4 separate regions of the Homo sapiens genome follow, and regions 2, 3 and 4 are each linked to region 1. Evidence: read pairs that join two places in POLR2A ChIA-PET (ENCODE). Cell type or tissue: PC-9. All regions are shown on one strand. Each heading gives the region's core, and the rest is flanking DNA. Links, peaks and the distances in the headings are about the cores only.

What was found. ChIA-PET counts read pairs that join two places held together with the same protein. Peaks named below come from ENCODE experiments on the same cell type or tissue, not always from the same donor. Only the 100,000 strongest peaks of a DNase experiment are listed, where the experiment ranks them.
Region 2: POLR2A ChIA-PET joins it to region 1 with 9 read pairs; 1 of 35 experiments calls an interaction of 5 or more read pairs at or near these places.
Region 3: POLR2A ChIA-PET joins it to region 1 with 7 read pairs; 6 of 35 experiments call an interaction of 5 or more read pairs at or near these places.
Region 4: POLR2A ChIA-PET joins it to region 1 with 9 read pairs; 1 of 35 experiments calls an interaction of 5 or more read pairs at or near these places.

What each region holds. Positions count from the first base shown.
Region 1 is chr7:101,317,635-101,325,294 of GRCh38, forward strand. It overlaps IFT22 (intraflagellar transport 22), which reads right to left and starts at 4,178. Exons shown (of 5, transcript NM_022777.4): 1 at 4,037-4,178; 2 at 1,322-1,398; 3 at 490-579. The coding sequence starts at 4,075. RefSeq lists a silencer at 3,901-4,020. In PC-9, for the core only: CTCF peaks have their summits at 4,608 (motif pointing right) and 4,814; a DNase peak (open chromatin) is centred at 4,157; H3K4me3 peaks cover 2,032 bases.
Region 2 is chr7:100,631,754-100,639,413 of GRCh38, forward strand. It overlaps TFR2 (transferrin receptor 2), which reads right to left. Exons shown (of 18, transcript NM_003227.4): 4 at 1,663-1,803; 5 at 1,476-1,587; 6 at 1,248-1,370; 7 at 329-445; 8 at 53-192. It overlaps LOC124901709 (a long non-coding RNA gene), which reads left to right. Exons shown (of 3, transcript XR_007060454.1): 3 at 1,170-1,349. Among named protein-coding and RNA genes, the nearest start is that of TFR2, 6.0 kb to the right of the region's middle. RefSeq lists an enhancer at 1,100-1,219 and a silencer at 1,600-1,659. In PC-9, for the core only: CTCF peaks have their summits at 1,391, 2,304 and 2,518; no DNase peak of the experiment used is centred there; H3K4me3 peaks cover 1,310 bases.
Region 3 is chr7:101,128,942-101,136,601 of GRCh38, forward strand. SERPINE1 (serpin family E member 1) reads left to right here. Exons shown (of 9, transcript NM_000602.5): 3 at 1,480-1,713; 4 at 2,934-3,128; 5 at 4,754-4,952; 6 at 6,553-6,653; 7 at 6,774-6,860. Among named protein-coding and RNA genes, the nearest start is that of SERPINE1, 5.7 kb to the left of the region's middle. RefSeq lists enhancers at 1-158, 6,381-6,882. In PC-9, for the core only: no CTCF peak of the experiment used is centred there; no DNase peak of the experiment used is centred there.
Region 4 is chr7:100,929,550-100,937,209 of GRCh38, forward strand. No RefSeq gene overlaps it. Among named protein-coding and RNA genes, the nearest start is that of MUC3A, 16 kb to the right of the region's middle. RefSeq lists an enhancer at 3,862-4,363. In PC-9, for the core only: no CTCF peak of the experiment used is centred there; a DNase peak (open chromatin) is centred at 2,792; H3K27ac peaks cover 59 bases.

The sequences.
Region 1 (7,660 bases), core at 1,059-6,058:
AATCATTTATCAAGCTCCTCATACGTGCCAGGAAACATACTAGGCCCAACTTCATGGTGCCTGGTGGGCAGCTGATTTTTTTGTTTTGTTTTGTTTTTTGAGCTAGAAGTCCAGCTCTGTCGCCCAGGCTGGAGTACAATGGTGCGATCTCAGCTCACTGCAACTTCTGCCTCCCGGGTTCAAGCAACCTCCGCTTGAACCTCCAGGGTTCACTGCAACCTCCGCCTCCAGGTTCAAGCAGTTCTCCTGCCTCAGCCTCCCAACTGGGATTACATGTGCCTGCCACCAAGCCTGGCTAATTTTTTGTATTTTTAGTAGAGACGGAGTTTCGCCATGTTGGCCAGGCTGCTCTTGAACTCTTCTCCTCAGGTGAGCCACCCACCTTGGCCTCCCAAAGTGCTGGAATTACAGGTGTGAGCCACCGCCCCTGGCTTGGGCAGCTGATTTTTAAACCATTTGATGAAGTGACTTTCTTTAAAGGAAACATACTTAGCATCGCCACCACAGTCCCATAGCTCGAATTCACAGCCCGTGCCTTTGTTGTTGCTGGTAACATGCGGGTTCTCAAATTCTAGGATCCTAAAAGGAAAAAGAAGAGCAGTAGGCTGGGTGCAGTGGCTCACGCCTGTAATCTCAGCAGTCTGGGAGGCCAAGGCGGGCAGATCACTTGAGGTCAGGAGTTCGAGACCAGCCTGGCCAACATGGTGAAACCCTTGCTACACTAAAAATAAAAGAATTAGCTGGGCATGATGGTGTGCACCTGTGATCTCAGCTACTGGGGAGGCTAAGGCAGGAGAATCGCTTGAACCTGGGAGGCGGAGATTGCAGTGAGCTGAGATCGTGCCACCACACTCCAGCCTCAGCGACAGGACGAGACTCCATCCCAAAAAAAAAAGACGAACAGTAGCAGCACCAATAATGAGGCTGCATTACACTTTTGGAATGCCAACAGCAACAAAAGTAGGAAGTGGGTGATGGCTGGGCAGTCTTTTAAAATTGTTTTATTATTAATTTTGTTTTGAGACAGGGTCTCACTCTGTCACCCAGGCTGGAGTGCAGTGGCACGATCATAGCTCACTGCAGCCTCCAACTCCTGGCCTCAAACAATCCTTCTGCTTCAACCTAACATGTAGCTGAGACTACAGACACATGCCAACACACCTGGCTAATGTTTTATTTTTAGTTGAGACGGGGTCTCCCTATATTGCCCAGGCCTCAGGCGATCCTCCCGCTTTGACCTCCCAGAGCACTGGGATTAGAGGAATGAGCCTCCCTGCCGAGCCAGTTGGACACTCTGGGACACAGATTTGTCAGGGCTCACCTCACTCCTTGGGTTGGGCTGTATTCAGTGATGTCAGAAGATTCTGTCAGAAAGTTGGCCAAAACAGTTTTTCCACTCTGTGAAAATGAGTGCAAATAAAGGTCTTTGCTGAAAGGCAGAAAAGGAAACCAAAAAAATGACCCCAAGAGGTGGCCTGGAACCCGGTGTGGTGCAGTATAGGTCATGGGCACCCTGAGATCACTGGGGTGGTTACGACCTCACTGTCTTGCTCTAGTGCAGTGGGCACAGCCTGGTCTGGGGTCCAGGGAGCATGGGATTAAGGAGTTTTTATTTTTATTTTTTGAGACAGAGTTTCACTCTTGTTGCCCAGGCTGTGATCTAGGCTCACTGCAACCCCCGGGTTCAAACGATTCTCCTGCCTCAGCCTCCAGAGTAGTTGGGATTACAGGCGCCTGCCACCACGCCCGGCTTACTTTTGTATCTGTAGTAGAAATTGGGGTTTCACCATGTTACTCGGGCTGGTCTCGAACTCCTGACTTCAGGTGATCCACACACCTGGGCCTCCCAGAGTGCTGGGTTTATAGGGATGAGCCACTGTGCCCAGCCAAGGAGTTCTTTTAGGTCACAGAGAGGATCAAAGTCAGCCTGGGGACTCGTGGCTAGCTGTCTCATAATCTCACATGCAGCTGTTTGTCCATCTCGATTATATGAGTAATACACATTGCTTTTTTTTTTTTTTTTTTTTGAGACAAGGTCTTGCTCGGTTGCCCAGGCTGGAGTACAGCAATGTGATCATAGCTCACTGCAGCCTTGATCTGTAGGGCTCCAGTGATCCTCCTGCCTCAGCCTCCTGAGCCACCTGGGACTACAGGTGTGCATCACCATGCCCAGCTAATTTTTGTATTGCTTGTAGAGATGGGGTTTCCCTATGTTGCCCAGGCTGGTCTTGAATGCTTGAGCTCAAGTGGTCTCCCCACCTCAGCCTCCCAAAGTGCTGGCAGGTGTTAGCCACTGTGCCTGGCCTAAGACTTCTACAGGTTTTATTTTATTTTTTTTTTAGATGGAGTTTCGCTCTTGTTCCCCAGGCTGGAGTGCAATGGCGCGATCTTGGCTTATTGCAACCTCTGCCTCCCGGATTCAAGCAATTCTCCTGCCTCAGACTCCCGAGTCACTGGGATTACAGGCATGCACCACCAAGCCCAGCGAATTTTTGTATTTTTAGTACAGATGGGGTTTCACCATGTTACTCAGGCTGGACTCGAACTCCTGACCTCAGGTGATCCACCTGCATTGGCCTCCCAAAGTGCTGGGATTAGAAGCGTGAGCCTCCGCATCCGGCTGGGTTTTTTTTTTTTAATTATTATTAGTTTTTGAGACGGAGTCTCGCTCTGTCTCCCAGGCTGGAGTGCAGTGGCGCAGACTTGGCTCACTGCAAGCTCCACCTCCCGGGTTCACGCCTCAGCCTCCCGAGTAGCTGGGACTACAGGCACCCGCCACCACGCCCGGCTAATTTTTTGTATTTTTAGTAGAGACGGGGTTTCACCGTGTTAGCCAGGATGGTCTCGATCTCCTGACCTTGTGATATGCCTGCCTCGGCCTCCCAAAGTGCTGGGATTACAGGCGTGAGCCACCGCGCCCGGCCTTTTTTTTTTTTTTTTTTTTTTAAACGCATTTAGCCTTAGTCCATCTGAGCTTTATTTCTGTGGATGATGTGAAGTATACATGTAGATGTGATCCCCACTACCACGCCCCCAACACACACATTAATAGCCAATGGTTCCAGGACCATATAGTAAAACGCCCAGGACTCGAGCAAAGGCTCATGCCTGTAATCCCAGAACTTTGAGAGACTGAGGCGGGAGGACTGTTTGAGCCCAAGAGTTGGAGACCAGCCTAGGTGCTAGGCAACATAGCAAGATCCTGTCTCTACAAATAATTAACAAATTAAGGCCAGGCGCGGTGGCTCATCCCTATAATCCCAGCACTGTGGGAGGCCGAGGCTGGCGGATCACTTGAGGTCAGCAGAGACCAGCCTGGCCAACAAGGTGAAAACACACCTCTACAAAAAATACAAAAATTAGCCAGGGGTAATGGCGTGGGCCTGTAATCTCAGCTACTCAGGAGGCTGAGGCAGGAGAATCGCTTGAACCCGGGAGGCGGAGTTTGCACTGAGCCAAGATCATGCCACTGCACTCCAGCCTGGGTGACAGGGCGAGACTCTGTCTCAAAAAAACAAAACAAAACAAAAACAACAAATTTAGTCGGGCGTGGTGGTGCACGCCTGTAGTCCCAGGTACTCAGGAGGCTGAGGCAGGAGGACTGCTTGAGCCCAGGGAAGTCGAGGCTGCAGTGAGCTATGATCACACCACTGCACTCCAGCCTGGACGACACAGCGACAACCTGTCTCAAACAAAAGTCCAGACCCACAGACGCATTCATTAGGGGGATCCCGGGGGCAAAAGAAAGAGTCACGAAACCTAGGCTATGGTTCCAATGATGCCACTCAGTACCTTGGGCCTTCGGGGCTCATTAACACCGGGCTCGCCTCCACTACCTCCTCCGGGCAGTGGTTGGAATCAAGGTCTGAAAGCACCGAGTTCACGGAAAGGGCAGGGGCGCCAGTCGGGATGGGCGCGGTGGGCCCGGGTTCCCGCCTCCGGGAGCAAGCCGCAGATCAGACGGGTGGGGACCTGCGCTCGCCCAGGCCCCGAGGCCTGCTCCCCGCTCCCTCTGCCGCGCCGGGCCAGGACTTACCTCGCAAGGCCCCACGAAGAGGATCTTGGCTTTCAGCATAGTTGTCCGCCGCGGCTTAGCCGGCCGGAGCCCACGGGAGGCGGCGCGTCAGGACGGAGCTCTACTTGGCCGCTTTCGTTTCCATGGCGACGGAGAGAGGCCCGCAGGGCCGACGGGACTCGGCCACTTCCGGCGCGCGGGGCGGAAAGCGGGCGCGTCTGCGACTGGGAGGGGGTCGGAGAGAAGCCACAAAGCCCGGGCTGCAGACGCGGTTCTGCAGGGTTGGCCTGTATTTCTTTTAGAGACAGGGTCTCACTCTGTCGCCCAGGCTGGAGCGCAGTGGCGCGATCTCGGGTCACTGCAACCTCCAACTTTTGGGCTCAAACGATCTTTCTGCCTCAGCCTCCCGAGTAGCTGGCACTACAGGCATGTGCCATCACGTCCGACTAATTTTTAAAATTTTTTTATTTGTAAGACTGGGTTTTGCTATGTTGCCCAGGCTGTTTTCGAACTCCTGGGCTGAAATGATCCTCCCATCTCCACCTCCCAAAATTCTGGGACTGCAGGCCCGTTCCACCAGTCTCGGTAGAGACGCGGAAAGCAAGACTCCAGGAGGGGGCGGAATGGCCGTTTCCAAACCTTTGTTTCTCCCAATAATCCCGAGAGCTCAGACAGGCCATACAAGTGCCAAGCTGGCCTTGGAACCAGGCCTTGACTCCTTTATCACTGTGGCATGATATCACTGTGGCCGTCCACCTGGGAGCCGATTTATCACTGCCGTGGCACAGCTCAGAAAAAATCAGGTGAAAGTCTGGTTTCTGTAAAAGGATTCACCACTCACTATCATTCGTCTGACCTAGGAGAAACCAAAGAGATGATGACTGGAATCGTTTAGTCAGTGCAGGTGTCTAGAAACATTGCTGCTAAATTCAATCAGTTAGGTCAGTCTGAAAATACAGAGTCAAGTCAGAATTTTGGATAAGCCATGATATTAAATGTCTATGTGCCGAGAGTGCCGGTACAAAATATGCTAGCCCATAAAAGGGCTGAAATGACAAAAATTTCTAGTCAACCCCGTATCAAATCTTTAACCTTCGGTAACATAGTTACATAGTCTTTGTATTGAAAAGAACTACTTGGCTGGCCGCGGTGGCCCAGGCCTGTAATCCCAGCACTTTGGGAGGCCGAGGCAGGTGGATCACTTGAGGTTCTGCACAGTCCCTTCGTCCTGGTAGATTCTAGGCCAGATGGGGAGACCACCCTGCAGAGTGCCGCTTGTCAAGTGTTTTCCCATGCACATTCCCATGCACAGGTTTTTTTTTATTATTATTTTTATTTTTATTTTATTTTATTTATTTTATTTTTTGAGATGGAGTCTAGCTCTGTCGCCCAGGCTGGAGTGCAGTGGTGTGATCTCGGCTCACTGCAAACTCCACCTCCCGGGTTCAAGTGATTCTCCTGCCTCAGCCTCCTGAGTAGCTGGGATTACAGGCACATGCCATCACATGCAGCTAATTTTTGTGTTTTTAGTAGAGACGGGGTTTTGTCATGTTGGCTGGGTTGGTCTTGAACCCCTGACCTCAAGTCCTTTCTGATCTGCCCGCCTCAGCCTCTGAAAGTGCCGGAATTACAGGCCTGAGCCACTGATCCCACCCCCATGTACAGTTTAATTTTCATTTGCAAATGGAGCTATTACAGTAAGGCGAAGTGATGAGTATCCTAAATTGATGTCAGGGAGGAGGCGGGAACCATGGGCTTTCAGCAGCTCCAGTTCTCCTTTCTTTTCTTTTTTTCTGTTTTTTTTTTTTTTTGAGATGGAGACTTGCTCTGTCGCCCATGCTGGAGTGCAGTGGCGAGATCTCGGCTCACTGCAACCTCTGCCTCCTCGGTTCAAGTGATTATCCTGCCTCAGCCTCCCGAGTAGCTGGGATTACAGGCGCATACCACCATGCCTGGCTAATTTTTGTATTTTTAGTAGCAACAGGGCTTCACCATGTTGGCCAGGCTGGTGTCAAACTCCTGACCTCATGGTATCCGCCCGCCTTGGCCTCCTAAAGTGCTGGGATCACAGTGTGAGCCGCCGCGCCCAGCCCGGTTCTCCTTTCTATGTGTAAAGATGCCATTTCCCCTCTATGTACAGTAATGGTTGTGCCTCTTGCCAGGTCCAGAGTCCAGGCTTCCTCACCTCAGCGTTTACTTCATTGCACTGGGAGGTAGTTTGTGTGCTACAAATCTTAACAACACACGCCCTCACTGAAGGGTCTCATCGGTGTTTGGGTCCACTGATCACAACTCTAAGCCTGATACACCACAGATGCTGAATAGTGTTGGTTCTGGGCCAGTGCAGTGGCTCATGCATGTAATCTCAGCACTTTGGGAGACTGAGGTGGGAGGATCACTTGACACCAGGCATTTGAGACCAGCCTGGGCAATAAGAAAGACCCTGTCTCTACACACACACACACACACACACAGACACACAAACACACTCAGCCAGGTATGGTGGAATGCCTGTAGTCCCAGCTACTGGGGAGGCTGAGGTGAGAGGATCGCTTGAGCCCAGAAGCTTGAGGCTGCAGTGAGCCATGATCGTGCCATTGCACTGTAGCCTCAGCAACAGAACGAGACCCTGACTCAAAAAAAGTAAGATAAAGCCAGGTGCGGTGGCTCATGCCTGTAATCCCAGCACTTTGGGAGGCTGAGGTGGGTGGATCACCTGAGGTCAGGCGTTCGAGACCAGCCTGGCCAATATGGTGAAATCCCGTCTCTACTAAAAATACAAAAATTAGCCGGGTGTGGTGGTGCACACCTGTAGTCCCAGCTACTCAGGAGGCTGAGGCAGGAGAATCGCTTGAACCTGGGAGGCAGAGGTTGCAGTGAGCTGTGATCGTGCCACTGCACTCCAGCGTGGGCAACAGAGCAAGCCTCCATCTCAAGAAAAAAAAAAAAAGATAAAAGAAGTGTCAGTTTCATCTTCCCCTTCATAACACACACATAGAAACACATACATATTCATTTACTCTATAAATATTTAAGTTAATGAATGTTCCCTTAATCTTGCCAAGAACCTTTAGTTTTTGGCCCAGGTGAGAGAAATAAAAAATATGAAATGCGTTACATTTCTTCAATATATGTGCTGTATACATTTGGGATGATTATTGTAAATTATTGAAATACTTTTGCTTTATGACTTTCATTTTAATTAGAAGAGGTTGACTTCAGACAGCTTAATACCCAGGCTTTGATTGTAAAGTGAGCAATAGATCATTAGCGGGGGTGAGAACTGGGTGAACTCGGTCATTTTTCTCCTCCTTCTGTGATTCAATGCAATAAAATCTTTCTCTTGCAAAAAACCTAAAGAAATAAGTTTGACATATTTCAAATCCCTTCTATAAATTTTTGAAAAGATTTAATATAACCCCCAGCCATAAAGTCTTTGAGTTGACCCTCCACGGTCTCAATGATTACACATGCAGTTTTTATTACTAAAGAATAAATTGTGGGTTTCCCGTGACTCAAGGGAATCAAATGCCCTTCAATTACCTTCTCCTGCAGCGGGAGGATTTGAACCTTTTCCGTTCAACTCTTGAAGACAGGAATTTTACCAGATGGTTTGTAACCTGGAAATATTTTGTCCCCTATGAA
Region 2 (7,660 bases), core at 471-5,470, 690 kb before region 1:
CAGCCTTCCTCTCTCTGCTTCCTCCTCTTCTGGTCCCCAACACTCCCCTCACCTCAGCAGGCGGGAGGCAATGTCTGCACTGATGGGCTGGGCTGGGATGCTGGGAAGGCCTGATGATGCAACTGGAGGGAACTGGGTTTGATTGAAGGAAGGGAAGCCAGGTGTGTAGGGGTCTCCAGTTCCCAGGTGCACCTGCAGGGAAAGGGGTGCCCACGCAAAGCTGCGAGCTGGGCTTCCAGGAAAAACGAAAAACATGCCAGCCCTATTCTGAGCAAGAAGGTGTGGCCTCGGGACCTGGGAACAGCACGACCAGCCTCCCCAGACTCACATGTCCATACACTGCCTGCTGGCTGGACAGGCTTGGCTTGGGTGGGTCCTGGGAGAAGTCCGCTGGCTCTGGGTATATGAGCACTCCTTGAGCCCCGAAGTCCTGAGCATTGGTCACCTGGGGAGGAAGGTGACTAGAGGACTCCTCCCAGAAAAAAACCCGATTCATAAGGGCAGGAGAAACCAGGAAATGGCAAGGCCTTTGCTTGCAACTGTCCATCCCACGGAGAGGATGTGGGGGCACTACCTGGCCTGTGTCTTCCCAACCTCAGCAGCTCCTAGGCAGCCCTCAAACCCCACCGGGCTCCAGGGTACCCCATGTTTCTGTTCCCTTCCCCATCTGATTTCCCCCAACACCCAATTTGTTCCCAGCCAACATTTTCTTTTTTCCTTCTGATTCAATTCCCAGACCAGCCAACATTTTCCTTCCTTCCTTCCTCCCTCCCTCCCTCCCTTCTCTGTTTCTCTCTCTTTTTTTTTTTTTTCTTTTTGAGACAGAGTCTCTCTTGCCCAGGCTGGAGTGCAGTGGCGCGATCATAGCTCACTGCAGCCTGGCACTCCTGGGCTCAAGCGATCCTCCCACCGGAGCCTCCGGAGTAGCTGGGACCACATGCATGTGCCACCAGCCCAGCTAACTAAAAAAAAAAAAAAAAGAACCTTTTTTTTTTTTTTTTTTTTTAGTAGAGAGGGGGTTCTCACCGTGTTGCCTTGAATTCCTGGCCTCAAGCGATCCTCCTGTCTTGGCCTCCTAAAGTGCTGGGATTGCAGGTGAGAACCATCGTGCCCAGCTTATATTTTCTTACCATCCAGCCACATGGTTCTTTCCTGTCTCCCTCTCACAGCACCCTGAACGATTCTCACTGGCAGTCCGACCCTCCGGTTCCCGGGCTCAAGCCCTCCCTCTGTCCAGGGACACTTACCTTCTGGGCGAAGCTGATCACCCCCACGCGCACCAGCAGCAGGCGGCCCACTGGATCCACGCCCCTGGCCCGCAGGTCCTGCAGGTCTTCGGGCCGCCCGTAGTGGGCGTACACCAGCTCTCCCTGGGGACACGAGGACGGTGAGGCGCGCTCCCCGCGTCCCTCCTTCGAGACCCAGGAAAGGGCTCGTGCCGCGCCCCATCCTAGGAGCGGGCAGGGGGTGCTCACCGTGACGTTGCCGATGGCGCTGTAGGGGCAGTAGACGTCAGGGTCCTCCAGCGGCAGCTGCTCTCCGACCTTCCCGGCCTCATCGACCCAGTGCAGGGTGTTGGGGTGAGCCCTGGGGAGCGGGGCTGGTGAGCGCCCCGAGCCGCGTCCCCCTCCCCGCGCGCCCCCCGCCCGCGCGCGCACTCACGGATCCGGGAATTGCAGCCCCACGTAGTGCGTGTCGGTCCACACGTGGTCCAGCTTCTGGCGGGAGAGCGCCGCGCGAATGTCCTGAGTCAGAGCGGCCATCCCGGCCGAGCCTGCCACCCGTTCCCGAAGGCTGGTTTGCCTAAGCGGGGAGAGGTGGGGACTTTTCTGGGCGCCCGGAGGAGAGGGAGGGAAGAGGGAAGGATGCCAGAGACGTGGGGTCGCCAGGGGCAGGGGCGGCGAGGGGTTCCTGAGTTTAGGAAAAGAGCGCTCCCCGCGGACGCTTTTTTTTTTTTTTTTTTTTTTTTTTTTGAGACGGAGTGTCGCTCTGTCGCCCAGGCTGGAGTGCAGTGGACCAATCTCGGCTCTCTGCAACTTCCGCCTTCCTGGTTCAAGCCATTTTCCTGCCTCGGCCTCCCTCGTATCAGGGATTACAGGCACGTGCCATCACGCCCGGCTAATTTTTGTATTTTTAGTAGAGACGGGTTTCACCATGTTGACCAGGTTGGTCTCAAACTCCTGATCTCAGGTGATCTGCCCGCCTCGGCCTCCCAAAGTGCTGGCATTACAGGCGCGAGCCGCAGTGCAGGGCCCTCCGCGGACCCATTTTCTCCCATCACCACCAGGGCGGCGCCGGAGACTCTCAGGACCTCACTCTGCTTAAAACCTGACTTCCCATAGCTGGGGGTCCTGCCCATCATCCTGTAGGTTCTTCCCGGCTCAAGCCAAACTCTCTCCCCCAACCTCGTTCCTCCCGACGTCAACACACACACACACACACACACACACACACACACACACACACAGCACCCAAACACTTTCCTTCGAAAGAGCTAACTGGGCAGGCAGCAGACCCTCCTCATCTCCCCCATCCTCCACGTGGGCCTCATGGAGACACTTTACACCAAGGTACTCAGGGGAATCACCGGTTCCTGGGCTCAAGCCATCCTCCCGCCTCAGCCTCCTGAGCAGCTGGGACTACAGGTGTACGCCACCAACCGCTGATTTTTAAAAATTTTTTGTAGACGAGAAGTCTTGCTGTGTTTCCCAAGCTGGTCTTGAACTCCTGGCCTCAAGCGATCCTCCCAAAGTGCTGGGACTACAGGCATGAACCATGACGACCCGCCCCATATGTGTATTTAAAGCTACACATCAAAAGCGTGAGATAAGGTGCTTATGGGGAGGGGAGTGGGGAGGATCACTCAGGGATGAGGCAGGAAAATTCAATTCAAAACAGTTAAAGTAGCCAGTAAGGCCCTTTAGGGCCTGAGCTACATCCACCTCACCGGCCACATGGACCATCTTTCCCTTCCTCCAAGAGGCCACCATCTTCACATTTCAGACCCTTCGCAAATGGTGAATCTCAGCCTGAATGTTTTTCCACAGTCTCTTTGCCTGGCAAATTACTCATCTTGGCAGTTTAGACTCGTCAGTTCCTCAACGAAGCCTTCCCTGAACTGCAATCTAAATCAGGATCCTGGTTATAGTCTTTCTTTACACACTTTTCTTTTCTTTTTTCTTTCTTTCTTTCTTTTTTTTTTTGAGACGGAGTCTCGCTCTGTCGCCCAGGCTGGTGTGTAGTCGTGCAATCTCAGCTCACTGCAACCTCTGCCTCCTGGGTACAAGTGATTCTCCTGCCTCAGCCTCCTGAGTAGCTAGGACCACAGGCGCCTACCACCACACTCAGCTAGTTTTGTATTTTTTTAGTAGAGACAGGGTTTCGGCATGTCGGCTAGGCTGGTCTCAAACTCCTGGCCTCAGGCAATCAGCCCACCTTCACCTCCCAAAATGCTGGGATTACAGGTATGAGCCATGGCGCCCGGCCCCTTTTCTTTTCTTTTTTTGGAGATAGGGTCTCACTCTGTCACCCAGCCTGGAGTGCAGTGGCATGACCATAGCTCACTGCAACCTTCAGCTCCTAAGCTCAAGCCATCCTCCTGCCTCAGCCTCCTGAATAGCCGGGACTCTAGGCATGCACCACCATACTGGGCTAATTTTTTATTTTTCTTTTTTAAAAAATTATTATTATTATTATTATTATTATTTTTGACATGGAGTTTCACTCTTGTTGCCCAAGCTGGAATGCAATGGCGCAATCTTGGCTCACTGCAACCTCCACCTCCCAGGTTCAAACAATTCTCCTGCCTCAGCCTCCCAAGTAGCTGGGATTATAGGTGCCCGCCAACATGCCCAGCTAATTTTTTTTGTATTTTTAGTAGAGCCTAAAAAGGGTGAAACAGTGTTTCACCATGTTGGCCAGGCTGGTCTCGAACTCCTGTCCTCAGGAGATCCACCTGCCTTGGCCTCCCAAAGTGCTGGGATTACAGGTGTGAGCCACCGTGCCTGGTCAAATTATTATTATTTTTTTAAGAGACAGGATCTCTCTATGTTGCCCAGGCTGGTCTCAAACTGGGCTCAAGAGATCCTCCCACCTCAGCCTCCCAAAGTGCTGGGCTCACAGGTGTGAGCCACCACACTGAGCCTCACATCCTTTGCTTTTCTTTCAAAGCAATGATTCCAGTCATAATTATGTAGTCGTGAATGATTGTTAGTTTAGTATTGGTTTTCTCCAGTGGATTGTAAGCACCATGAGAACAAAGTTAGACTGTTTTAGTCTCTATCTCACCACCACCTGCTTAGCTTAGTACCTGCCACGTAGTAGATGCCCCAAAATACTTGTTGGATAAATGAATTAATTACTTCATCATTGTCACCTCCAGTCCAGGCACTCCACTTCCCTGGTCACACCCTGCATCTTTTTTTTTTTTTTTTTTTTTTTGAGATGGAGTCTTGCTCTGTTTCACAGGCTGGAGTGCATTGGTGCGATCTCAGCTCACTGCAACCTCTGCCTCCCAGTTTCAAGTGATTCTCCTGCCTCAGCCTCCCGAGTAGCTGGGATTACAGGCATGCACCATCACACCCAGTTAATTTTTGTATTTTTAGTAGAGACAGGATTTCACCATGTTGGCCAGGCTGGTCTCAAACTCCTGACCTCAGATGATCCACCTGCCTTGACCTCCCAAAGTGCTGGGATTACAGGCGTGAGCCACTGTGCCTGGCCCGTATCCTGCATCTTGTCATTACCCGCACTCCATCTCTGGAATACTTATCCATTGAGGATCTACTGAACATCTAGTAAGTGCCAGGCATTGTGGTAGGTGCTGGAGACTCTGAGATAGACAGGATATATTGTATCAGGAAGTTTTCAAGGATCCAGAATCCTACTCTCTGAGTAGACCCTGTCAGGTTCCAACTCCCCCAGTTATCCTCGCTGTACCTGCTCTTCAACCCCATTGAACATGACAAATGTCCTATAGCTCCACATGTATCATCTCCCCCCACTTTCTCTTCCCTCTCCATCCCACCGAGAGCCATGTTTCACTCTTGTTGCCCAGGCTGGAATGCAATGGCGCGATCTCGGCTCACTGCAACATCCTTGCTCTCTCCCCAAAACTGCTACTTTTGCCTCAGTGCCACACCCCGCTTCTAGACCTGTCAAACTATCTACCTGCTCAGCCTGTACCCAGATGACCAAATACTGCTCAAAAAAATAAAAGTAGCCCTGAACAGGCTGGGCACCATGGCTTACGCCTGTAATCCAAGAAATTTGGGAGGCCAAGGTAGGAGGATTGCTTGAGCCCAGGAGTTCGAAACCAGCCTGGCCAACATGATGAAACCCTGTCCCTAAAAAAAATACATAAATTGCCGGGCGCAGTGGCTCACACCTGTAATCCCAGCACTTTGGGAGGCCGAGGTGGGTGGATCTCCTGAGGTCAGGAGTTCGAGACCAGACTGACCAACATGGAGAAACCCCATCTCCACTAAAAATACAAAATTAGCTGGGTGTCGTGGCGCATGACTGTAATCCCAGCTACTCGGGGAGCTGAGGCAGGAGAATCGCTTGAACCCGGGAGGCGGAGTTTGCAGTGAGCCAAGATCGTGCCATTGCTCTCCAGCCTGGGCAACAAGAGTGAAACTCTGTCTCACAAAAAAAAAGAAAAAAACAAAAAACAAACAAAAAAATCATAAATTAGCTGGGCATGGTGGCTCACGCCTGTAGTCCCAGCTACTTGGGAAGCTGAGGCACAAAAATCACCTGAAGCCGGGAGGCGGAGGTTACAGTGAGCTAAGATCATGCCACTGTACTCCAGCTTGGGCAACAGAGTGAGAATTGGTTGCAAATATATAAAAATAAATAAATCCTGTCCCTAAATAATAATAATAATTTTGAAAAAAGAAAAATGAAAAATTAGCTGGGCGTGGTGGCCCCTCCCTGTAGACCCAGCTACTCAGGAGGCTGAGATGGGAGAATCACCTGAGCTTGGGAAATCGAGGCTGCAGTGAGCCCAGATTGCACCACTGCATTCTAGCCTAGGTGACAGAGCAAGGCCCTGTCTCAAAAAAAAATTAATGTAATTTAATTTTTTTTTTTTTGAGATGGAGTTTCACTCTTGTTGCCCAGGCTGGAGTGCAATGGCACGACGTTGACTCACCGCAACCTCCGCCTCCTGGGTTTAAGCGATTCTCCTGCTTCAGCCTCCCGAGTAGCTGGGATTACAGGCATGCGCCACTACGCCCGGCTAATTTTGTATTTGTTTTGTTTTTTTGAGACAGAGTCTTGCTCTGTCGCCCAGGCTGGAGTGCAGTGGCGCGATCTCGGTTCACTGCAAGCTCCGCCTCCCGGGTTCATGCCATTCTCCTGCCTCAGCCTCCCAAGTAGCTGGGACTATAGGTGCCCGCCACCACGCCCAGCTAATTTTTTGTGTTTTTAGTAGAAACGGGGTTTCACCATGTTAGCCAGGATAGTCTCGATCTCCTGACCTCATGATCTGCCCACCTCGGCCTCCCAAAGTGCTGGGATTACAGGTGTGAGCCACCATGCCTGACCTGTAATTTAATTTAAAAGCCCTGAGCAGGCTGGGTGCGGTACCTCATTCCTATAATCCCAGCATTTTGGGAGGCTGAGGTGGGAGGATTGTTTGAGGCCAGTAGTTTGAGACCATCCTGGGCAACATAGGGAGACCTCGTTTCTACTAAAAAAAATTAAAAATTAGGCTGGGCATGGTGGCTCATGCCTGTAATCCCTGCACTTTGGGAGGCCGTGGTGGGTGGATCATCTGAGGTCAGGAGTTTGAGACCAGTCTGCCCAACATGGTGAAACCCCGTCTCTACTAAAAATACAAAAAATTGGTTGGGTGTGGTGGCAGGCACCTGTGATCCCAGCTACTCGGGAGGCTAAGGCAGGAGAATTGCTTGAACCTGGGAGGTGGAGGTTGCCATGAGCCGAGATCGCACCACTGCACTCCAGCCTGGGCAACAGTGAAACTCTGTCTCAAAAAAAGTAAAAAAAAAAAAAATAGCCGGGCATAGTGGCACACATCTGTAGTCCTAGCTACTTGAAAGGCTAAGGTGGGAGGATCACTTGGGTCCAGGAGTTGGAGGCTGCAGTGAGCTATCATCTCGGCACTGTCTGGGTGACAGTGAGGCCCTATCTCAAAAAAATAAAGCCCTGAACATTGTTGATTCCACAGACTCAAGGTCTTTCAGCAGGTGAATCCAGCAACATATCAAAAGAGTAATCATACACCTTGATCAAGGTTAGCGTTGAGCTCAGGAAGATAAGGAAATCTATTAACACAAATTACTATATAAACATTAAAGAAGAGGCTGGGTGCTGTGGCTCATGCCTGTAATCCCAGCACTTTGGGAAGCCGAAGCGCTTTGGCAGATCGCTTGAGCTTACGAGTTGGAGACCAACCTGGGCAACATGGCAAAACCCTGTCTCTACTAAAAAATACAAAAATTAATCAAGCGTGATGGCACACACCTGTAATCCCAGCTACTCAGGAGGCTGAGGCATGAGAATCGCGTGAACCTGGGAGGCGGAGGCTGCAGTGAGCCAAGATTGCACCACTGCACTCCAGCCTGGGTGATAAGAGGGAGACTCCGTCTCAAAAAATCAATCAATCAATAAAAGTCTCAGTGAGCTAGGAGTGAAA
Region 3 (7,660 bases), core at 1,156-6,155, 190 kb before region 1:
TGAGCCGGGCGCGGTGGCTCAAACGCCTGTAATCCCAGCACTTTGGGAGGCCAAGGCGGGCGGATCATGAGGTCAGGAGATCAAGACCATCCTGGCTAACACAGTGAAACTCCATCTCTACTAAAAATACAAAAAAAATTAGCCAGGCGTGGTGGCAGGCGCCTGTAGTCCCAGCTACTCGGGAGGCTGAGGCAGGAGAATGGCATGAACCCAGGAGGCAGAGCTTGCAGTGAGCTGAGATCGTGCCACTGCACTCCAGCCTGGGCGACAGAGAGAGACTCCGTCTCAAAAAAAAAAAATAAAAGAATTCATGGAATTACACTTGTGAAATACTTAGCATAGCCATCACTATAGGAAAAAAATCTAAGGCCAGGCACAGTGCCTCATGCCTGTAATCTCAGCACTTTCGGAGTTTGAGGCAGGAGGATCACCCAAGGCTAGGAGTTCAAGGCCAGCCTGGGCAATACGGTGAAACCCCGTCTCTAATAAAAATATAAAAATTAGTCTGATGAGGTGGTGCACCTGTAATCCCAGCTACTCAGGAAGCTGAGACACAAGAATCACTTTAACCCGGGAGGTGGAGGTGGCAGTGAGCTGAGATCACACCATTGCACTCCAGCCTGGGTGACAGAGTGAGACCTGTCAAAAAAAAGAAAAGAAAGAGAGAGAGAGAGAGAAGAGAGAGAAAGAAAGAAGAAGAAAGAAAGAAAGAGAGAGAGAGAAAGAAAGAAAGAAACAAAGAAACAAAGAAAGAAAGGAAAAGAAAAAAAAAACTAAGGCCAGGCAAGGTGGCTTATGACTGTAATTTCAGCACTTTGGAAGATTGAGGCAGGAGGATCACTTGAGGCCAGAAGTTCGAGACAAGACTGAGCAACAGGGAGACCCCTGCCTCTACAAAAAAATTTACAAATTAGCCAGATGTGGTGACACATACCTGTAGTCCCAACTACTCAGGAGGCTGAGGTGGGAGGATGGCTTGAGCCCAGGAGCTGGAGGCTGCAGTGAGCTATGATTGTACCACTGCACTTCAGCCTGGGCAACAAAGGGAAGCCCTGTCTGAAAAAAAAAAAAAAAGAAAAAGAAGAAGAAAGAAAATATTTAGGGTTCATCCAGGAGGCAGAGGTTGCAGTAAGCTGACATCGCGCCATTGCACTCCAGCCTGGGAGACAAGAGCAAAACTCCAACTCAAAAAAAAAAAAAAAAAAAAAACAGGAAGAAAATATTTAGGGTTCATAATTTAAGAACAGAGAAAAATATTCTAGCCCAAAGAAAGGGTTGGGATCTGAGACTTTTGAAGAAAGGAAGGAGATACAGAAAAGAGATTTCATCCTGGAATGAAATCTCCCTCCAGAGAGCCCTGGGAAAGCACGGTAGCCCCCATCCATCAGAGTGGAGCCCCTTGTGGGGGAAGTGGGCTCGGCTGGGAACCCTCAATTCAGCATAAGCCTCACATGTCCTCTCCTCTCTGTCCCGGTGCAGACAAGGGCATGGCCCCCGCCCTCCGGCATCTGTACAAGGAGCTCATGGGGCCATGGAACAAGGATGAGATCAGCACCACAGACGCGATCTTCGTCCAGCGGGATCTGAAGCTGGTCCAGGGCTTCATGCCCCACTTCTTCAGGCTGTTCCGGAGCACGGTCAAGCAAGTGGACTTTTCAGAGGTGGAGAGAGCCAGATTCATCATCAATGACTGGGTGAAGACACACACAAAAGGTGAGCAGGCAGGGAAAGGAAACCCATTTCCTGGGCCTCAAGAGAAAGGGAATTTGGAAATAAATCCACATATCCCAGTTGGGTGCAGTAGTTCACACCTGTAATCCCAGCCCAACACTTTGGGAGGTCTAGGCGAGAGGAAGGCTTGAGGCCTGGAGTTTGAGACCAGCCTGGCCAACATAACAAGACCTCATCTCTTCAAAAAATTTAAAAACCAGCCGGGCATGGTGGTGCACACCTGTAGTCCCAGCTACTTGGGAGGCTGAGGTGGGAGGATCACTTGAGTCCAGCAGTTCAAGGCTGCAGTGAGCTATGTTTGCACCACCACACTCCAGCCTGGGTCACAGAACAAGACCTCATCTCTAAAAAACAAACAAAAACCAAATCCACATATCCTAAAAAATGCTCCTTTTCAGCATTCTCTTCTCTATGGACAAAGGGCTGGATGCTTTAAGAACCAAATCTTAGGCTGGGCACGGTGGCTCACGCCTCTAATCCTAGCACTTTGAGAGGCCAAGGCGGGCAGATTGCCTGAGCACAGGAGTTCGAGACCAGCCTGGCCAACATGGTGAAACCCTGTCTCTGTCAAAAATACAAAAAATTAGCCAGGTGTGTTGGCGCATGCCTATAATCCCAGCTGCTCGGGAGGATGAGGTTCAAAGAATCACTTGAACCCGGGAGGCAGAGGCTGCAGTGAGCTGAGATCATGCCACTGCACTCCAGCCTGGGTGACAGAGCAAGACTTTGTCTCCAAAAAAAGGAACTAGACGGGTTCATTTAAACCCCTGACTGCAGCCCTTTGACATACATCCAATTGAGGACTGGGGACTCCGGGAAACATCTAAAAGGCTTAAAAACTTTGTCTAACTTCAGCCGGGCATGGTGGCTCACACCTGTAATCCCAGCACTTTGGGAGGCTAAGGCAGGTGGATCAAAAGGTCAGGAGTTTGAGACGAGCCTGACCAACATGGTGAAACCCCGTCTCTACTAAAAATACAAAAATTAGCCAGGCATGGTGGCAGGCGCCTGTAATCCCAGCTATTCGGGAGGCTGAGGCAGGAGAATTGCTTGAACCCCGGAGACAGAGGTTGCAGCGAGCCGAGATCGCGCCACTGCACTCCAGCCTGGCAATAGAGTGAGACTCCATCTCAAAACAACAACAACAACAACAACAAAATCGTCTAACTTCCTGATCTTCCTGATCATTGATTTTCCCATAGGTATGATCAGCAACTTGCTTGGGAAAGGAGCCGTGGACCAGCTGACACGGCTGGTGCTGGTGAATGCCCTCTACTTCAACGGCCAGTGGAAGACTCCCTTCCCCGACTCCAGCACCCACCGCCGCCTCTTCCACAAATCAGACGGCAGCACTGTCTCTGTGCCCATGATGGCTCAGACCAACAAGTTCAACTATAGTAAGTCCAAGAGCCCCTTCCCCACAGCCCACAGCAACTGCATCTCATTCCTGGGGTCTCCCAAGGAATACCCAAAATGTCACCCTCTGAGGGAGGAAGACCACAGGGAATGCTCCCCTTTAAGGGAGGAGAGACCCTAGAATATACTCCAGCTTTGACAAAGATTTCCCAAGCAGGAGACATCAGGATAATGGGAACAGAAGACAGGAGGTTTATCCCATGAAGGATGAAGAAGCTGAAATCCAGAGATTCCCTCAGGGCCACATTTGTCCACCTGACTCCAGGGTCTCATCTTCGTGTGTTGCTAGTGTGATTACCTGGGGATGAGAAATCCTGCTGGGGGAGTTGAGGTTAAGAGGATGAGGACTCCAGGTGCTGTGGCTCACGCCTGTAATCCCAGCACTTTGGGAGGCCAAGGCAGGTGGATCAGGAGTTTGAGGTCAGGAGTTTGAGACCAGCCTGGCCAACATGGTGAAACCCTGTCTCTACTAAAAATGCAAAAATTAGCCAGGTGTGGTGGCAGGCGCCTGTAATCCCAGCTACTCGGGAGGCTGAGGCAGGAGAATCACTTGAGCCCGGGAGGTGGAGGTTGCAGTGAGCCGAACGAAATTGAGCCACTTCACCCCAGCCTGGGCAAAAGAGTGAAATTCCATTCAAAAAAAAAAAAAAAAAAAAAAGGATGAGGACTGGGATGAACTGGTGGCTGGGTGTGGGGAAAATGGAAGTGAAGGAAGGCCAAAAGAGACAGAGAAGGCCTGGCGCGGCGACTCACGCCTATAATCCCAGCACTTTGGGAGGCTGAGAAGGGGGATTGCTTGAGGCCAGAAGTTGAATACCAGTCTGGGCAGCATAGCAAGACCCTGCCTCTACAAAAAAAAAATTTTTTTTAATTAGCCAGGCTTGGTGACATGCATCTGTAGTCTACTCAAGAAGCTGAGGTGAGGCCAGGCACGGTGGCTCACGCCTGTATTCCCAGCACTTTGGGAGGTCAAGGCGGGTGGATGACCTGAGGTCAGGAGTTCAAGACCAGCCTGGCCAACATGGTGAAACCCCATCTGTATAAAAATACAAAAATTAGCTGGGCATGATAGCAGGTGCCTGTAATTCCAGCTACTCAGGAGGCTGAGGTGGGAGAATCTATTGAACCCGGGAGGGGGAGGTTGCAGTGAGCCGAGATCATGCCATTGCACTCCAGCCTGGGCGACAGAGTGAGACTCCTTCTCAAAACAAACAAACAAACAAACAAACAAAATACAGAAGCTGAGGCGGGAGGAACATTTGAACCGGATTCGGAGGCTGCAGTGAGCTATGATTGCACCACTGCGCTCCAGTCTGTGTGACAGTGAGACCCTGTCTCTTACACACACACACACACACACACACATGCACACACACAGAGAGAGAGAAATTAGAAGATACTGAATTGGCAGAAGAGAAGGGAAATAGAAATTAAAATACTGAATAGGGGAGCAGTGAACAGGGGATACCCAAAAGCCAAGAGCGAGAGAGAGCCTGGCTTCCAGAAATAGTGGAGAAGCCAGGAGAACTAGGTGAAAACCCAGTGCTGGGTTGCCATCAGCGAGAGCTGGAGCCATTTCCAACGAACCATCTTGTCGTCTTCACAGCTGAGTTCACCACGCCCGATGGCCATTACTACGACATCCTGGAACTGCCCTACCACGGGGACACCCTCAGCATGTTCATTGCTGCCCCTTATGAAAAAGAGGTGCCTCTCTCTGCCCTCACCAACATTCTGAGTGCCCAGCTCATCAGCCACTGGAAAGGCAACATGACCAGGCTGCCCCGCCTCCTGGTTCTGCCCAAGTAAGCCACCCCGCTATCTCCCCGACCTACCAACCCCTCTCTCCTGGCTCCCTAAAGTCACCGCCCCCAGGTTGAATTTCCCAGATCTGTGATGCTTGCAGGACATGCATGTGTGGGAGGCTGATGGGAAACTGTGGCCTGGGTTTGATTATGAGTCTTGCAATCATCCCTCCCCCTGTTTCTGCTGGAGGGCAGGGGACAGCTCTTCCTGACCACACCCCCACATTGACTATCCCCAGAATACCCAGCAAAAGCCCCCAAAAGGAGAGTCAGAGAAATGAGGGAGGTGGGGGCCCAATCAGTCCACATCTACTTAGGGTCGCCCCATCAGCACTTCCATCCCCAACCCTTTCAAGTCAACATCCAAACAAAAGAAATCACTTCCAAGGACGGAGCAGCTCAAAGCGCAGCTTCTAGCTGGGGTTCCAAGAAAGCAGATTTTTCGAAATCCTTCTGCAGAAGGAAGCAAAGAGATTTTTTGAAATCTTTCTGCAGAAGGAGAAGGCTGGAGCTGGGGAACTCCAGAATTATAGGGAAGCCTCCCACCACGCTCATCCCAAATTTCCGGATGCTATAATGCCAGGCTTGGGGAAAGAGGAGAATTTAGTTGGTTAGCTGGTGCGTGCTCTCACTTGCATCCTCTCTCTTCCTCTTTTTTTTTTTTCTCCTCTCTCTCTGGCTCATAAAAATGGAGGTAATTAGTTGTGCCCTGGTGAGAAGCAGAGAGTGCACAAAGGCCCCCTGCTTGAGTCCTCTTCAGGGTTAGCTCTCAGAAACACAATCTGCAGAACAGATTTTTGTTCCAACATCCTTGCAGGAGAATTTGCCCTTAGCTTCCCCCACCCCAGCCAGGCTGAATAAAATTATGCTGAAACTACTGTCTTATTTGAGGAAAGTAATTAGTCATAGGTGGGAGGGGGTGGGGAGATTGCAGAAGAATGTTCATGAATATTAGGATTTTCAGCTCTAAGGGGGGACTTTGTAAACAGCTTTAGAAGAAGAACCAGGCCGGCTGGGTGTGGTGGCTCATGCCTGTAATCTCAGCATTTGGGGAGGCCAAGGCGGGCGGATCACTTGAGGTCAGGAGTTTGAGACCAGCCTGGCCAACATGGTGAAACCCTGTCTCTATTAAAAATACAAAAATTAGCCAGCCGTGGTAGCGAGCGCCTATGATCCCAGCTACTCCGGAGGCTGAGGCCAGAGAATCACATGAACCTGGGAGGTGGAGGCTGCAGTGAGCCGAGATCACGCCACTGCACTCCAGCCTGGGGGACAGAGCAAGAATCTGTTTCAAAAAAAAAAAAAGAAAAATAGGAAGGAAGGAAGGAAAGGAAAGGAAAGAAGAGAGAGAGAAAGAAAGAGAGAGAGAGAAAGAAAGAAAGAAAGAAAGAAAGAAAGAAAGAAAGAAAGAAAGAAAGAAAGAAAGAAAGAAAAAGAAAGGAAAGAAAGAACGAACGAACCAGGCCTCCCTCTCCAACCTTCACCTCCGTCCCTATTCTGGCCACTTGATTCGGGGGACACCTGGTAGGGGATGGGGAAAGGTGGGAGCTGCCAGCCAGAGGGGACCCCGGCTTGAGCAGCCTCTTGCTGCTATCTGCAGGTTCTCCCTGGAGACTGAAGTCGACCTCAGGAAGCCCCTAGAGAACCTGGGAATGACCGACATGTTCAGACAGTTTCAGGCTGACTTCACGAGTCTTTCAGGTAAGAAGACTTTCCTTTGCATTTTCTCACCCCAGTGGACTGCGGGGGCCCCTAAGAGGAAAAAGGAACCTCTCCTTGAGAGCGGCAGCTGATCTAATCCTGTATCCACATCTGTTTCAGACCAAGAGCCTCTCCACGTCGCGCAGGCGCTGCAGAAAGTGAAGATCGAGGTGAACGAGAGTGGCACGGTGGCCTCCTCATCCACAGGTGAGTCTGGCTCAGGTGAGGCTCCACGGGTGTCGCCTCCATCGCCCTTCAGGATAACTGGTCCCCAGACCCGGAAAGGACCCCGCAGCCCTCTCGGCACAGAGCAGCTCTGTCTGTGCTCAGCCATCACCCACTCCCCACCTGTTTCTCAGCCTGGAAAACGGGCTTGGGACCATGGAACCCTGTTTCCTCGCCTGATGGCTCCTAAGTTCCCTGACTGTGAAAAGGCCTCCTAAAGAAAAACCCAAGTTGTTCCCACAGTGGGAAGTAAACTTAAGAAACATGCTTATCAGGCTGGGCATGGTGGCTCCCACCTGTAATCCCAGCGCTTTGGGGGACCAAGGCAGGTGGATCACTTGAGGTCAGGAATTCGAGACCAGCCTGGGCAACATGGCAAAACCCTATCTCTACTAAAAATACAAAAATTAGGCAGGCGTGGTGGCATGTGCCTGTAGTCCCAGCTACTTGGGAGGCTGAGGCAGGAGAATCACTTGAATCCAGGAGGCAGAGGTTGCAGTGAGCCGAGATCACGCTGCTGCACTCCAGCCTGGGCAATAGAGCATGACTCTGAAGAAAAGAAAGAAAGAAAGAGAGAGAGAGAGAAAAGAAAGAAAGAAAGAAAGAAAGAAAGAAAGAAAGAAAGAAAGAAAGAAAGAAAGAAAGAGAAAGAAAGAGAAGAAAAGAAAAGAAAGAGCTTATCAATAAGCCCTTAAAGGATTTAGATAAATGTGTGTAAGGGAAGAGCTGATCCATTGCTACCAAGCTCCTGGAGGAAACCAGGTCTCAGAGGATGTCCCTAA
Region 4 (7,660 bases), core at 813-5,812, 390 kb before region 1:
GTTGGAATTTGGTATCTTATTGCTACAAAGAGTCTGTTTTGTCAGCCTTAAGATCTCTGTGTTGATGTTAATGCTGGTCAGTTGTGCCTGAATTCCAAAGAGATGAGGGCAGAATGAGGCATGTCCAACACTCCTTCCCATCATGGCCTGAACTAGTTTTGCAGGTTTACTTTGGAATGCCCTTGGCGAGAAGGAGTCCGCTCAGTAGGTTGGGGGGCTTAGAATTTTCTTTTTGGTTTACAGGTGCAAAGCTTGTGATTTAGCCAGGAGATTTCCTGCCCCTCCCAAGGGGGCAGATTTTGCTTCAACCCTCCCTCACCATGTAATGAGGGGCTGGTCCTATCCCTCCCCCAGAAATACATGGCCTTACTTGTACCCTTACTTCCACCAGGAGTGAACCTTTGCCTGTCCTCAGGGGATGGGAAGGATTCCTGCCCCTTCCCCTGAGGCTTAAGTCCTTCTGCTTCTTGTGAGACAAGGTTCTGGGAGGTAGGAGGGGGTTCATGCCTGAGAACCACTGAGGGAGCCTCTTTCTTGTCTCATTGTACCTCCAATCTTTCTCATGAGCACCAAGAGGTGGAAAAGAGATTGCGAGTGAACTTGGGGTCTGCTAGATCCTGATGCACCCAGGGGGATTCTAAGTTGTCATGCTGGCCCACTCCTGGCCTCTGAGAATTCATTAAAATGTTGTTTTCCTATCACCTGCTTTTTTGGTGGCCACTTCTTCCTCCTGTGCTCTGACAAAGGTGGAACTTTTCATGTGTCCTGTCTCTCCTGAGAGGGTGCGGTCACTCTTTGGACCTCAGTTCACCTGGTTGCCTTGAAGCCTAAATTTCTGATGGGCTCAAGAAATGCCAAAACCTATAGATTACCCAGCTTTTTCTTCTTTTTATGGTAGGAGTGATAGTCTCTTGTGGATTTATTTTATGTATTAATTTTATTGCACTTTTTGTAGAGATGGGGGCCTTGCTAGGCTGCCCAGGCTGGTCTTGAGCTCCTGGCCTCAAACGATCCTCCTGCCTTGGCTTCTCAAAATGCTGGGATTACAGGTGTCAGTCACCATGCCCAGCCTCTTGTGGCTTTTTTACTCTAAGTGAAAGCATAAATCCAATAATTTTTATTTTTATTGTTATTGTTTGGAGATGAGTCTCACTCTGCCACGCAGGCTGGAGTGCAGTGGTACAATCCCGGCTCACTGCAACCTCTGCCTTCCAGGTTCAAGTGATTCTTCTGCCTCAGCCTCCTGACCAGCTGGGATTACAGGCACATGCCACCACGCCTGGCTAATTTTGTATTTTTAGTAGAGATGGAGTTTCACCATGTTAGCCAGGCTAGTCTCAAACTCCCGACCTCAGGATCTGCCCACCTCGGCCTCCCAAAGTGCTGGGATTACAGGCGTGAGCCATTGTGCCCAGCAAAAATCCAATAATTTTTAATAACTCAAAATATGATTTTGACTACGTAAATTTTTTTTTTTCCCTTTGTCCCTCTTTGTAATTTGATGCTTTGGTATCTCAGTTCTAGTTTTTGATTTGGCTCCAGGTAGTACAAGTTCTCATGGATTACATGTATGGTTTAGAATCCTGAAGTCAATGAGATGAGAGCAGACCTAACATCAAACACTTGAAGTAAAGAAATTTATGTGGAAGGAATATATAAAATGAGTTTACATTGGGTAGTTTGGATAAAGCATAACATTAGAGAAGGGTACATGTAGCTAGATGTGTCTTTACCTTTAAAAAAACTTGAATATTGAGGCTGGGTGCAGTGGCTCATGCCTGCAATCTTAGCACTTTTGGAGGCCAAGACGGGCGGATCACTTGAGGTCAGGAGTTTGAGACCAGCCTGGCCAACATGGTGAAACTATTTTTAGTCTCTACTAAAAATACAAAAATTGGCCAGGCATGGTGGTGCATGCCTGTAATCCCAGCTACTCAGGAGGATGAGGCAGGACAATCACTTAAACCTGGGAGGTGGAGGTTGCAGTTAGCTGAGATGGCACCACTGCACTCCAGCCTGGGCAAAAGAATGAGACTCAGTCTCAAAAAACAAACAAAAGAACCCAACAAACTTGAATAGCGAAAGGAGGATATTTTGATATGTTATTTCCATTTTCAGTAATAAATACATGTGTGTATCCAATAACTTATTAAAATGTAGATTTGTTTATTGAAAAACTTATTAGCATGAGGTCAGGAGATCAAGACCATCCTGGTTGACACAGTGAAACCCCATCTCTGCTAAGAAAGTACGAAGGAAAATTAGCTGGGTGTGGTGGCAGTGGTAGGCGCCTGTAGTCCGAGCTACTCAGGAGCCTGAGGCAGGAGAATGGTGTGAACCCGGGAGGCGGAGGTTGCAGTGAGCCGAGATCGTGCCACTGCACTCCAGCCTGGGTGACAGAGAGAGACTCCATCTCAAAAAAAAAAAAAAAAAAACAAACAAACTTATTAGGAGGTTTTAGTGGCAGATTAGACAGAGCTGAAGAGAGAATCTGTAAACTGAGAGAACAGAAGAAACTCACCACATGCTTCATGAGCAGCTATGAGACAGAAAATACGGAAGAGTAGTTAAAAACACATGAAGAATAGAAAGGGAAGGGTTAACCTCTATTTAATTGCAGTTCCTGGAGAAAAGAGTTAACGGGGGAAGAGAAAATATGTGAAGAGAGAATGGCTGGCAAGTTTCCCAAACTGAGAAGAGACCTTATCAGCTTTGAGAAGCCAAGGAATCCCAAGCATGATAAATACAAAGAAATCCATGCCCAGAAACATCCTGGTGAAGCTTCAGAATATTAACGAAACAGAAAGTCTTAAAGCAGCAAGAGAAAAAAAATTAAAGGCCTGACAGATTAAGCTCAGTCTTCTGTATAGCAACCTTGAAGCCGGAAGACAATGGAATCTTATTCATGTGCTGAAAAAAAAAAAAACTGTCAACTTAGAATTCTATACCTAGTAAAAATACTTTCAAGAGGCCGGGTGCGGTGATTCACACCTGTAATCCCAGCACTTTGGGAGGCCGAGGCAGGCAGATCATGAGGTCAGGAGTTTGAGACCAGCCTGGCCAACGTGGTGAAACCCCGTCTCTACTAAAATACAAAAAAATTAGCCGGGGTTGGTGGTGCATGCCTGTAGTCCCAGCTACTTGGGAGGCTGAGGCAGGAGAATCACTTGAATCTGGGAGGTAGAGGCTCACCATCTACCCGGCTAATTTTTTTGTATTTTTAGTAGAGACGGGGTTTCACCACGTTGGCCAGGCTGGTCTCGAACTCCTGACCTCATGATCCGCATCCCCCCTCCCCCCGCGGCCTTCGAAAGTGCTGGGATTACAGGCGTGAGCCACCGCACCCAGCTCAATGGCTGAACTTTTAGCTTCATTTTAGCAGAGTTCAGACACCCCCATAATCCTAATCTTGTGAGTTGTCATTAGTTTTACAAAGGCAGTTTGGTCCCAGAACAAACAGGTGGTAGTTTTGGGAAGGGCTATTATCATCCTTGCTTTAAGTTTAAACCATAAATTAAATTCCTCCCCAAGTTAACCTAGCCTATGCCCAGGAATGAACAAGGACAGTTTAGAGGCTAGAAGCAAGAAGAAGTCAGCTAGATTACATTATTTTACTGCCATCATTTTCCTGTGTCGGGTCTTACTCACTGTCATAATTTCTTTTTTCTTTTTTTTTAAAGACAGAGTCCTACTCTGTCACCCAGGCTGGAGTACAGTGGGGTGATCTCGGCTCACTGCAACCTCTACCTCCCAGATTCGAGTGATTCTCCTGTCTCAGCCTCCTGAGTAGCTGGGATTACAGGCACCTGCCACCATGTCCGGCTAAGTTTTAGTAGAGACGGGTTTTGCCATGTTGGCCAGGCTGGTCTCGAACTCCTGACCTCAAGCACTCCACCTACCTTGGCCTCCCAAAGTGCTGGGATTACAGGTGTGAGCCACTGCACCCGGCCTCTGTCATAATTTTTGCAAAGGCGGTTTCAGTGGGGTCTCCAAACCACTCTCCTTGGCCAGGTTACCAGTTTCCCACCTGGGCACAGTGGGTTAGGGTCCTGGGGGTTGGTCCTCCCAACTCCAGTGTCTTCTGGTACCATCCTCCCTCCTTGCAGCAAATATAGTGTCTGTGGTCCAACTCTGGAGTTACTGTGGCCAGAGGCTCTTAGTTACCAGATTAACTGTCCCTTCCCCACTCCTTTCCCCACCAACCATCTGCTTCTGTACCAGCTACCTGGCTAGGAGGATTTCTACCTCCCCCTACCTAGGGGTCTGGCCCTGTGGTAAGACTGCACCCACCCGTGAAGCCACGCCCCATCCAGGAAACCACACCCACTCAAGAAGCCCTGCCCACCCAAGAAGCCCCACCTGCCAGCAAGCCACAGCCATCCAAGAAACCCCACCCATCCAGGGAGCCCTGCCCAGCCCATCAGATGGTCCCACTCACCCATGAAAGCCACTGCCGAGGTATTCACAGCCCTGCTGCTATTCGGCCTGCCCATCAGGAGCCAGTCCACAGAACTCCATTAACCTTGCTGTCAAAACAGGGTTTCCTGGCTGGGGGGCTTACTCCTGTAATCCCAGCACTTTGGGAGGCTGAGGCGGGTGGATCATTTGAGGTCAGGAGAATAAGACTAACCTGGCCAACATGGGGAAACCTCGGGAGTTCTAGACCAGCCTGACCAACATGGTGAAACCCCACCTCTACTAAAAATACAAAATTAGCTTGGCATGGTGGCATGGGCCTCTGATCCCAGCTACTCAGGAGGCTGAGGCAGGAGAATGGCTTGAACCTGGGAGACTGAGGTTGCAGTGAGCCAAGATGAAGCCACTGCACTCCAGCCTGGGTGACAGAGTGAGACTCTGTCTCACAAAAACAAAAACAAAACAAACAGGGTTTCTTTTTATAGACAATCTCCAAAGGCAATTTCATGATGATTAGATTCAAACAGGATGGCACCTAGGAATTGTCCAATCTTCAACATTATCTAGAAAGTTTCTCCCAAATGATGCTTTAGTTTAGAATACTGTACCCCTCTCTCTCTCTGCATTTTCACAATCTGAGGTTTTTCTTGTTTGATCGTTTATTTTATTTTATTTTACTATTCTATTTTTTGCACCAGAACGCCCATGGAAACACATGCAGTCCCGTGACCTCACGCTGGATTTTTCAGTTTCTAGAAATTAAATCAGCAAATTTGGAGTCCAAAGAAATGGGTTGCTAGGTGTGGTGGCACACCCCTGTAATCCCAGCACTTTGGGAGGCTGAGGCAGGTGGATCACTTGAGGTCAGCAGTTTGAGACCAGCCTGGCCAACATGGCAAAACCCTGTCTCTACTGAAAACATAAAAATTAGCTGGGCATGGTGGTGCACGCGTGTATTCCCAGCTACTCGGGAGGCTGAGGCAGGGAAATTGCTTGAACCTAGGAGGTGGATGTTGCAGTGAGCCAAGGTCACGCCACTGCATGCCGGCTTGGGAGACATAGCGAAACTCCATCTCAGAAAAAAGAAAAAAAAAGAAATAGGTTGTTTAAAACTTGACAATAATAGAATTTTACATGAGAACTATGGGGGTGTCTAGCATGTTTCCCTTGAGTGTAGGCTGTCAGCATTGGTGAAGTGATCGCTTTGGGTTGCTGATTGAGAAGCTACTTGTTCTCTCAGAATGGAAGAATATTCAGGAGACCGGGTCTGTGGTCTGTTAGAAACCAGGTTTCAGAGCAGGAGGTGAACGATGGGTGAGCGAGTGAAGCTTCATCTATATTTACAGTGGCTCCTCAACACTATTATTACTGCCTGAGCTCCGCCTCCTGTCAGATCAGCTGTGGCATTAGATTCTCATAGGAGTGCCAACTCTATTGTGAACTGTGCATGAGTGACCTAGGTTGTGTGCTCCTTATGAAAAATCTAATGCCTGATGATCTGTCACTGTCTCTCATCACTCCCCTGTTGTGACCATCTAATTACAGGAAGGCAAACTCAGGGCTCCCACTGATTCTACATTATGGTAAGTTGCATAATTATTTCATTATATATTACGACATAATAATAGAAATAGGCTGGGTGTGGTGGCTCACGACTGTAATCCCAGCACTTTGGGAGGTGGAGGTGGGCAGATCACCTGAGGTCAGGAGTTTGAGACTGCCCTGGCCAACATGGTGAAACACTGTCTCTACAAAAAATACAAAAATTAGCTGGGGGTGGTGGTGGGCACCTACAATTCCAGCTACTTGGGAGGTTGAGGCAGGAGAATCTCTTGAACCCGGGAGATGGAGGTTGCAGTGAGCCGAGATCGTGCCACTGCACTCTAGCCTGGGTGACAGAGTGACACTCCATCTCAAATAACAATAATAATAATAATAGAAATAAAGTGCACAATGAATGTAATGTGCTTGAACCATCCCAAACCCGTCCCCCTCGACCCTCCTGGTCCATGGAACAATTGTCTTCCATGAAACCAGTCCTTGGTGCCAAAAAGTTTGGGGACTGCTGGTCTGGACAACCTGGGCTTCACAATTTTTAATTTGTTTGTAGGCTGTTACTGTAACAGGCCGAGAGGTGCTTGTAAACTTCAGAGGTTGTTTACCAGAGAGCCAAAGAAGGTGTTTAGAAATGTGTGTGACATGCTATAACCCAGCTCCGGCCATAGACCCTGTTCCGATGAAGACAATGTTCTATCTCTAATGATCCAATATGGCAGACAGCAGCCATATGTGGCATTGTACTCTTAAAATATGGATAATGCAACTGAAGAACTAATTTTCTTTTTCTCTTTCTTCTTTCTTTCTTTCTTTCTTTTTTTCTGTTCTTTCTCTCTTTCTTTCTCTCTCTCTTTCTCTCTTTCTCTCTTTTTTTCTTTCTTTCAAGACAGGGTCTCACTCTGTCACCCAGGCTAAAGTGCAGTGGCACGATCCGGGCTTACTGCAACCTCCACCTCCCGGGTTCAAGTGATTCTCCTGCCTCAGCCTCCCGAGCAGCTGGGATTACAGGCGCCTGCCACCACACCAGGCTAATTTTTGTATTTTTAGCAGAGACAGGGTTTCACCACAGTGGCCAGGCTGGTCTCGAACTCCTGACCTCCGCCCGCCTCGGCCTCCCAAAGTGCTGGGATTACAGGCGTGAGCCACCACGCCTGGCCAGCCAACTTCTATTAATATTTTAGAAAAAGGGGATGCAAGTGCAGGTTTGTTACAAAGGTATATGATGTGATGCTGAGTTTTGGGGTATGAATGAATATGTCACCAAGGTAGTGAGCATAGTATCCAGTAGATCATTTTTTCAGCCCTTGCCCTGCTCCTTCTCTTCTACCTCTAATAGTCCCTGTGTCTATTGTTTTTATTTTTATGTCCATGTGCACCCAATATTTAGCTCCCACTTATAAGTGAGAATAAGCGTTATTTGGTTTTTTGTTTCTGCGTTAGTTAGCTCAGACTAGTGGTTTCCAGCTGTATCCCCGTTGCTGCAATGGACATGATTTTGTTCTTTTTTATGGCTGTGTAGTAATCCATGGTGTATGTATACTGTATTTTTCACCATAGATGGGCATCTAGGTTGATTCCATGTCTTTTCTATTGTGAATACTGTTGTGCCATGGGTGCAGGTGTCCTTTTGGTAGAACAATTTATTTTTTGGGGGGATAGTTACCCAGTAGTGGGGTTGCTGGGTTGG